Linked DNA regions of Homo sapiens: region 2 is linked to region 1. Evidence: chromatin contacts called from ENCODE Hi-C data. All regions are on one chromosome and are shown on one strand. Each heading gives the region's core, a stretch centred on a gene start or an enhancer-like site at or near the end of the contact. The rest is flanking DNA. Distances are from core to core; before and after follow the strand shown.

The links. A loop is a pair of places that touch in the nucleus more often than their neighbours do. Pooled maps may share reads with other maps.
Region 2: a loop to region 1 is called in a pooled map, with 4 times the contacts of the local background. The contact joins the promoter of ATP10D here to the promoter of FRYL in region 1. A Hi-C loop is called at or near these places in 4 of 50 pooled maps.

Annotation. Positions count from the first base shown.
Region 1 is chr4:48,777,722-48,782,514 of GRCh38, forward strand. It overlaps FRYL (FRY like transcription coactivator), which reads right to left and starts at 2,558. Exons shown (of 64, transcript NM_015030.2): 1 at 2,357-2,558. RefSeq lists silencers at 1,524-2,403, 2,494-2,603.
Region 2 is chr4:47,482,897-47,487,689 of GRCh38, forward strand. ATP10D (ATPase phospholipid transporting 10D (putative)) reads left to right here and starts at 2,379. Exons shown (of 23, transcript NM_020453.4): 1 at 2,379-2,623. RefSeq lists enhancers at 2,216-2,510, 2,482-2,551.

The DNA.
Region 1 (4,793 bases), core at 1,308-3,807:
AGTAAACAAAGACAGACATTTAAAAACTTGGTTTAACCGTCTCCTTTTATTATGAGATGGGAAGGAAGATTATGCCTAGCTGCTTGCCTGACATCCTTATCACAGAAATGGATCAAAGAAAAAAACAAAAAAGAAGAAATATTAGGTGAAACAATGCCAGATACCATCAAGATTACTACAAACGGCCAAGCACGGTGGCTCAGTCTGTAATCCCAGCACTTTGAGAGGCCAAAGCAGAAGGATCGCTTGAGGCCAGGAGTTGGAGACCAGCCGTCTATACGAAAAATTAAAAAGTGAGACCACCATCTCTACAAAAAATAAAAATTTTAGCTAGGCGCAGTCGTGCCCACCTGTAGTCCCGGCTACTACGGAGCCTGGGGTGGGAGGATCACTTGAACCCAAAGAATTTGTTTTTGTGTGTCTTTATTTCCTAAATTCTGTGAGAAGAATAGATTTTTATTTCAAACATTATCTGATATTGGCTTCCAATTTCCCAAGTAGTTTCTCTATTGTTACTGCTGAGCCTGTGAATTTACAATGTTCCACACCACTCCGAAGTTACTAGACAATAAATTAATCGATGAACGCTTTAAAAAGTTGGACTGCTTTAATAAAAAAAAAAAAAACTGGGTCACATGTTCCAACAGAATTCCCTCTTTTAGAGAACTAATTTTACAAAATAATTCAGAGTGGAAGACAAGACACGATGGAATGCTATTTTTGATAATGAGTAGCAGAAAAAAGACCAGAGAATAACACACCCACTGCTACTTTGTTTATACGGTTGTAACTTGCACATGCAAGTACTCTACATAAAGTATTGCACAAGAAGAAACTGTCAAAAATGAATGCTTATGAAAACATTCTTCACTAAGGCCTCTAACAAGGAATGTGCTATCTCTGATTTCCTCGGCAAGTATTGACAGATTAAGCAGAGTGATAATGCTCAAGATGAAAAGACGTCTTATACTAGTTTTTATCAATAGTAAAAGCTGTTGGTACTAATTATAATGGCTGTAAATTCAGTAGCAGAATCAACTTTACAGACGATATCTCCTAGGCAGCACAGCATTTTATAAAACCAACTTTACTTCCATCAAAACCCTTTTTCCCCCCCAATCCGACAGACCCTGGCAACCTGTCTTGCTGTGTCTTTTTTCCCCTACCCTTCCAAAAGAACCCCAGCCAGTGAATCGAAGTAATATTTTCCGCAGTTCAAAGGTAAGGGCAAACTCAGCTCTACTAAGAACTCTTGCTCCTCACCAGCACACACCCTAACCCCCACCCCCTTTTTTTTCTTTTCAAATCTTGGCCTAGGAAAGATTAATGCTCCCATATCATTGCAAATCCACAAAAATGCGATTTTAGGTGGCGAGGAACTAAACTAGGATGGCAGGAAAGACCGGCAGCAATAAATCATTTCGCCCTAGAAACCAGCCTCTCCAGAACGCAGGAAACCAGGCTGTGCCCAAAGAACCTGCCGCCCGGAAGCAACAACTTCCATCAAACGGCAAATAAAAGTTGCAAAGAAGAGCTCAGCGCCCAGGCACCCTGCCCGGTGCCGAGGCTGAGAGCAGCAGGCAATCTACAGGCCGAGTCAGCTCGCGGGCGGTGGCCGCGGTGTCCGCAGGGCTGGCTCCGGCTCCGGAAGACTCCGGGTCCCGGGGTACGCCAACGGCCCGGGGCTGCGCGGGCACAGCGCCCGCACCCCTCCCCAGGACCGCGAGCAGTGGGCGGAGAGACCAGAGCAAGGGAAAAGGCGGACAATGCCCGGCTGGGCTGGCGCGCTCCGCCGGTCCCCGCCAGCCCTGCCCGCCGGGGCCCGCCAGCCGCCGCGCTAAGTTTGCTCCTCAGCCCTCCCTTCCCAGCCGAGGCGGCGGAGCCGTGGTCGCCGGTCTTCCTCCACCTCTGCCACCGCCTTCCTTCCCGCGGGGCGGCTCCCGCGAGTCGGTGGCGAGGCGGCGCGCGACCAGAGCAGGACGCGCGAGAAGGCGGCGCGCGAGGGGTACCCGGGCGCGCGCGAGAAGAGCCAGGCACTGGAGGGGAAGGGGACGTGCGGGAGAGACGGGCGCGCGGCGCTGCCGGCGGAACCGCCGGAGCTCGGGCGGGCTTTCGGTTGAGGCTGGGGTTGCGCCGCGGTTTGGTGTCCGTTACGAGCGCCGGCCCGGGCCGCGCCGCGCCGCTTGCCAGCCATCCTGGACCGCCTTCCCTCGGCGCCCACCAGGAAGGACAGCTGGCGAGGGCCGACGACCTCGTCTCCCGCCCAGGCTGGGCTGCCGGCGGCGGGCATCCCGGCGCCTGCCCCGGGGCTGGAAGAGAAAGTAAAATGAAGCGCCTTTCCCCAGTCAACACCTACCCGTTCCCAGTCCTAGTACAGCTGCCTCGCTCCTCCAGCGCCGCCGGTCCCCGCCCTCGGGCCCCTGGCTCCGTTCTCTTGACAATGGCGCGTCCCCTTTAAGGAATAATCCGATCGGAACCGATCTGTGGTTAAACCTCCCTCCGACTCTGATTTTAACCGGATTTCTCTCTCGCTCTCTCCCAGAGCCCGACGGGCGCCCGGCTGTGCTGCGAGGTCTTCCCACCCCTTCCCTACCCCGCCCGCCCCCTGGCCTTCCTGATTGGCGAGAAACACTACAACAGGAACAGCAGTCCTCGCCCTCCACTGGCCTGGCCAGCCGCCGCTCAAAGTTGCTCCTACCTTCTCCCCGCCCCTTTTCCCGGGTTGGTCTTCCCTCTAATCATTCTCTGCCCTCGCCTCTAACGTTGCTTTGGAGCCCTGGCAGTCAAGGCTCACCCTCCCGCCTCCGGAAAGCGAACTTTATTTTTATTGGTGAAAGGACATCTTCCTGTACACTTGATTGGGCAAGGAAAGAGCTAGTCTGCACGCTCCCTACCATTATTACTCTCTCTTTACGGGCTTGAGAAACACAGCCGCAAAGTCCTCTCCGCTTTGCCTTCTAGGAGCGACTTTACCTTTAAATGTTGTTAGGGGTCGAGGACAAACTCATATCCTATATTGAGGAAAGCTGGAAAGGGACAAGAGAAAAATTCAAAATTTTCTCCCGATCAGTAATGTATCCAGAGCTGGCGCCCGGATCCTGCGGAACCTTATCCAATGATCCAGAGAATGGAATGGTTAGAATTGAGTTAGAATACCTGAAAGTCCAGTGCTAATTCCTCCTGAGATTTACTCAACAAGTTTCATCCACTGTCCGCCCTACTCATACCATTGATTGCACTGGCATTTTGCCACCCGGAAGAGCTTTAATCAAGTTATCTGCAAACCTGGAGGTTTCCTTGCTTGTCTCGCAATTGTTCATTTAGAAAATCATTTCCATTACAAGTTCCGTTTAAGTCACGTCCTCTGTGACGTTCCCGCGTTTCCACGAGACCTGTTACTTTTTTGAAAAAATTAAGTAGATGGTACCCTTATGCCATCCTCAAAGTGTAGGACTTCGTTCCCCCTTGCTAGAACTGTAGGAAAAACACCCCAGGTCACTTGAACAACTGAGATGCCTCTCAGGAGAAAACGAGTCTGTCTAAGGGAAAGAGGGAATCTGATACCAGAAGCTTGACCATGGAGCAGAACCTCACGCATTGAAAAGAGAAGAAATTATGGGGAAGCCTAGTGCGGGGTCTGCTTTAGAGTTTCCCCAGTTTCCCACTGGAGCTGTAAGAACTAAAAGGTTTATTTCCACTAAAATTGAGTACAGGTACAGCTTCGGTACCCATCTAAGAATGTTAGGGGAAAATGGTTATGTGTTCTCTCCCTCTTTGCCGATGAACCTTGAAGACTGTGTACCCCGGGGGCTTTAGTACATTTGCAGTGATACCCCAGTATAATCTAATGGTGCCAAGGAAGTGTCAGTGCTCAGCAGTACCCTAGAAAAGGGGCTTGATGATGACAGAGAAGGGTAAGTAAACATCAGTAGTTGGTAGTTCATAGGACTTTTCCCCAAATACAGGTGAAAAATTTCATGAGGATTCCCGAAAATATGAAAGAGCAGGAAACAAAAGGGAACGTTGCAGGAAGGTGGTTTAGGTATCACTAGTGGGGGCAAGAGACGATGAACTATCTGGGTTGCATTTATATGGCCTTCACAGATACACACATCCTCCCTATTAAGTCCCTATAACTAAATCCCTATGCTTAGCCTATTCTGATTTTACTGTATAATAAAACTGCAGCCAAGCTAAACTAATACTTCTGGTTTACTCACTTACCACTCTCAAACTCTGAGACTGCTTCTGGGTTCTAATATTCTACATTAGAATATAAGAAGAAGAAGATACTATGTACTGATATCTAGTATGATCTTCTGGAGATAAAGATATCCAGTGTTTCAGGCATGTACACACCTGCAGCTTTTGTTCAAGGTCTAAGTGATGTTTTCAGGTTCTTTCTAAAACACCTGCCCTATGATATCCAGCTTGTTACTGCCCTCTTTTGCTGCACTAGCAGACTGGGCATATAAACTAGAGAAGGCAGTCTACAGTAACCTCTAGATTCTCTTACTTGCATTGAACCAACTATGCTGAGATTATCACCTTTCAAGTATAATTTGTGTTATTCTTTTCTCTAAATATTTCATATTTGCCCACAATAGGATCATTTATCACTTTTTAGCCCACACATGCAACTTCCTGGTACTAATACTCCTACTGGCATTTCACAGCAAAGAAGAATTTTAAAAATCTACAAACCTGGAGCTTACAACGTAGAGGTTATTCTTAAGAATGTTCAGTGTTGATGAACACAGCCCCAGTTCTAACCCTGGAGAATTTTACAAGTT
Region 2 (4,793 bases), core at 1,129-3,628, 1.3 Mb before region 1:
TTAAGTGTTTTACACAGTGATAAGCACTTCAGCTACCTAACTTCATATAGTCTTAATAACACAGAGGAAGATATTATTAGATCCATTTTACCTACAGAGCTTAGTGTTGGTACCCAAGATCACATATCTAAAAATTTGCAGAGCCAAGATTTAAAACCAGGTCAAACCTAGGCATTTGACTACTGTGCCATATATTTCGCATTGACAATTAATTATGAAGTATTGAGAGTTATTAGTGTTGAGAGTCCAAATAATTTTCTAGCTGGAAAAGATGAAGTTCCCTCACTTCTATATTATACAGTTGAAATATTGGTTTTTTAAAAAACTTCCTGAGAAGTGCAAAAAAGAAAACCTTTCTGAAATTACAAGAAAGTAAGTATCTTTTAAATTAAAAATTACTATATAGATTTAAAGTAGCTAATGTCTTAAATTAAGAATCGTATTTTGTCTTTTTCAAAATAGGAATCACTCTGAGGAGAAAATTGGATATTACAGAAGCATTGCAAAAAGAAAACACCAAACACAACAAAACCTAATAAATTGATAGAAACCCACCTTAATAGTGGTTATTCCAATGACCTTCATGGTATTTATGAGTATTGATTTTTAAAAATTTGATTAGAAATATTTAAATTATCAAAATGATACAAATTTCATTCAAATGACAGACACAAATAGAAAGCTAGTAATCTCCCCTCACTATCCTTCCCTGAGTAAACAATTTTGAGGTGTATCTTCACGTTTTTATATTTATATTAAAATAAACCAATATATAAAGAATATGTATAAGGCTAAGTTGTATTACATAATGTTTTCCATTATTCTACTACTATGCTCTTTAGACTTAAATATAATAGATTTTCTTCTAAGACAATAATTCAAATCTTAGTCAGTGATTCTCAACCCTTGTGCACATTAGAATTTCTAGAGGAGCTTGAAAAAAAGACATTGCCATAGCGCCACCCCCAGAGATTCTGGTTTAATTGGCCTGGGTGGGGCCTTGGCATCAAGCTCCCCGGTTCACTCTGATGTGTAGCTAGTTAGAACCACTGATTTAAGCAATCCAAACAGGCTACATGCCTGAATTGTCCTGGTATGTACGTTCCCAGGAAGGCCCTCTGCTGAGGTAACAACACCAGTGTTTGATTGGGAGAGCTCAGGGGGGCCCAGCTACAGTTTTAAGTCTCCTCTATAAGGTTGACTCTCAGATAGGAAATGTGTTTCATCTTAAAGGATGTTAGAGACAGTCATATGACTGCAAAAAGTGCTACTAGGGCCAGGAATTTCAGAGGCCATGTAAATGACAGTGTATTCTACTAGGCTGGGTTAATTCTGGGGATTAAGTTTGACTAAGTTCTAGAGATTTGTCCTTACCTGCAGATGGAGGCTTCCCTAATGGAGCATCATAGGAAGCCACACCCAGAACTTGTTTCTCCTCGTCTGGCAGAAGCACGTTCTCAGTGGGTGCAGAAACTTGTTTGGCTTCTCTTGGTCTGAGAGAATTTTCAAGCCGACCAACCAGCTCCCTGTGTCTGTACTGGTGAGCTCTTTACTAATAGTCAAACATTTGCATGCTCATTTAGTTTTCTTCACTCTTGTTGCACATCTGAGAAACACTTGAGAGAATGGAAGAGAGAGGCACAATATAGGAGAGCTGTGGAGAGTTTGGCCCCACTTTTTATATTTGTTTCAATGGGATAAAACAGGCAGCCAAGATTATTAGGTTTTGTTCTGAGTTATTGGTTCGGCCTTCACTAAATGGCTTTTCCTCTTTCCAAATTAGACATTTTGAGAAACCAGACAGGTTGTTGAAACTTATTTAGAAGTTTTAAAAAAAGTTGTGAATTTTAAGCAAACGGACCTTGGCAGGTGTATGGACAAAGCCACATTATCCTGAGTAAGGGAACGGAAGGGCAAGGTGTGAGGAAAACGACCAAATCAGAATTGTAATATTTTTCCTCATTTCTTTTCTAGTCATAAAAACAGTAACATTACATATTATTTATTTATTTTGTGGTAGGGTCTCACTCTGTCGCCCAGGCTGGAATGCAGTGGCGCGACATTTTTAGATTTGATCTCTTTTACCCTCCAAAAAATAATTGTCCAGTGTTCCACGTTTAGCTAAAACAGTGAATTGTTAGAATTGCAGCAAAACAATGAACCAAACCGTCAACCGCGAGCAACCTGTACTTGGGAGGTGAAAGTCAGAGGTGAGATTGTAAGGGCTCTGGGTCACTGGGGCATCTGCGCTGGGCAGAAGGGCAGCTCGGTCAAACAGCTGGAGCTGGGAGCCGGTCAGTTGCCAGGCCCTGCCGCTGCTACGTCACGGAGGGCGGGGCGGTGGGCGATTGGCGGTGCACTGCAGCTCGGGCTGCTCTGCAGCCTGGCGGAGACGGGAGGAGGAGCGGAGGGAGAAGTAGGTTGCGAGCTCAGCACAGGCTCCGGCGCTGGCTCCCGCAGCTGAGTTTGGGAGATGTCTAAGTGATTTTTTTTTTTTCCCGGAAGGCAAATGGCTGGCGTGGAAGCACAACCCGCTTTCACTCTTCGAATTTGTGCTTAGCTCTTTTCTTGTACCTTGCGACTCGTGACCAACATGCTGTGATGTGTGCCGAGGGAGGAATTGGTAAGAGTGAGACGGCGAATCCCTCTGACTGTCCCAGCCTTCTGCTTCACCGCCCACCCGCTTTTCCTTTCTGTTTCTCTCTCCTGTTTCTCCCCGCTCCACTTCCCTAGTCGTGTTTAGATTTGATGACATGGCTCAAAACTACAGTTCTGGGCTGTTACTGAACTAAAAAAAAAAAACAACAAAAGATAAAATGATTACACCATTTTCAATCATTTGTTAAAGGGGAATTTAAAAATCTATTTTAAATGCTGGATTTTGTAAAAAGGTAAACTGCACACGCGGGCGCACACGGGCACGTACATACACGCATTCTCACACACCTTTGTACACGCGGGCATACACGGGCACGCACACACACGCATTCACACACACACACACTCCTTTGTCATCCCGTTGTGAAATAAGCAGTTTAAAGAAATTTTGGTTATCTGCCTCAAAGGTGATGAAAAGGGAAGGTGTTGAAGATTTAGCCCAGCAGATTGATTCCTTAAGGTTGATTCCCTAAGGTTGATTCCTTAGGAAGAAAAAGGTGTTTGTATTGGAGCTTTCTCGGAAATAGTTTTCAAAGGAGTGCTACAAAGAAGCCCCCATGCTTCCCCCAAAACACTAACTTTAAAGAACCTAGTTGTTATTCGGGGCACCCTTTATTTTACGTTGTAAAACATGTAGTTTTAATTTACCACGTACAGCAGAGAGACATCAGTTGGTTAGGGAATGGATGGTTATTTTGGTGTCTGGGACCCTGTGCCTTTAGAAAGAATATGTTTTAACTGCTCTTATCATGCTAGCTCAGGTTTTTAAAATGTGATCTGAATAAGACCAAAGTTTCTTCTTGCGTTCTTTTCATGCTGGTTCTAAGCAGGGAGAAAAACAAGTCTGTATGGACAGAGCAAACCTCTAACTCAAAATCAACCTTGAGAGATGCATCAACAAGGACAGGGGCTCCTCATCCACCAATATTTACTTGTATCAGCCTTTAAATCATGTAGGTCACATTTCTGTGAAGAATAGCATCATCGAAAACCCTTGCTGACTTGTGAAGAGCAAAAATCATTGCAACGGAGTAGTTTGTTCAGTGCCCGCAGCAAGAACCTCCCACTCCGATCCACCTCAAAAAGTAATAACTGCTTCTTCTGGACTGTTTTCTATTCTCACTACAAATACGTATCATATACCTACATTGAGATAGTTTATTTTTATTAAAATGAGGTCATTTTATACATTTGGAAAAATAACTTAGCAACATTTTAAAGTTTTAGGGAGTTTAAAAATAACATTTAATTTTCATGCTAATTTAACATTCATTAAATTGCATGAAAAAGAGGGAAAATCTAAGCACTCTAAACTAGGATGTGGGGAGTGTTTGACCCTGGCTTAGCAAAACCTGAATACTTTTCATACTTAGTGACTAAATAGAATTGAATAGGGCCGGGCGCAGTGGCTCATGCCTGTAATCCCAACACTTTGGGAGGCCGAGGCAGGCGGATCACCTGAGGTCAGGAGTTCGAGACCAGCCTGACCAACATGGCGAAACCCGTCTCTACTAAAAATACAAAATTGGCTGGGCGTGGTGGTGCATGCCTGTAATCCCAGCTACTCGGGAGGCTGAGGCAGGAGAATCGCTTGAGCCCGGGAGGCGGAGGTTGCTGTGAGTCGAGATCGGGCCATTGCACTCCAGCCTGGGCAACAAGAGCAAAACTCCGTCCCCCAAAAAAAAAAAAAAAAAAATAGAATCTCATTTATTTTGCTATTGTCAGTAAAACGAAGGGAAATGCTCAAATATGATTATAATTTATAATAGAACAGAGGTGACTCACCTGTCAGACAAATGTACTTCCTATAATTGACTTTTTAAATTAAGGGTTAAAAAAATGTACACATATTCAAGCCTTCATTACATGTTTTCTTTATTGTCTGATATAGTTGGAAGTAGTTCTTCTAATGAAGAAGAATCAAAGAAAATGCTACAAGTAAGATTGTCTGAGAATTCTCACAGAACAATGCACTGATAAATATAAATTTAATAGTGCTTGAAGAAAAGGAGAATTGATTTATCAACTCTAGGAATAAATATATGTGTGCTGGATGCTATCACTATTCCTCGTCAGTTATTCCTTCGATATTTTCTTAGATAAATTTATTTCATTTCAGAAATCATTTTAGCCAT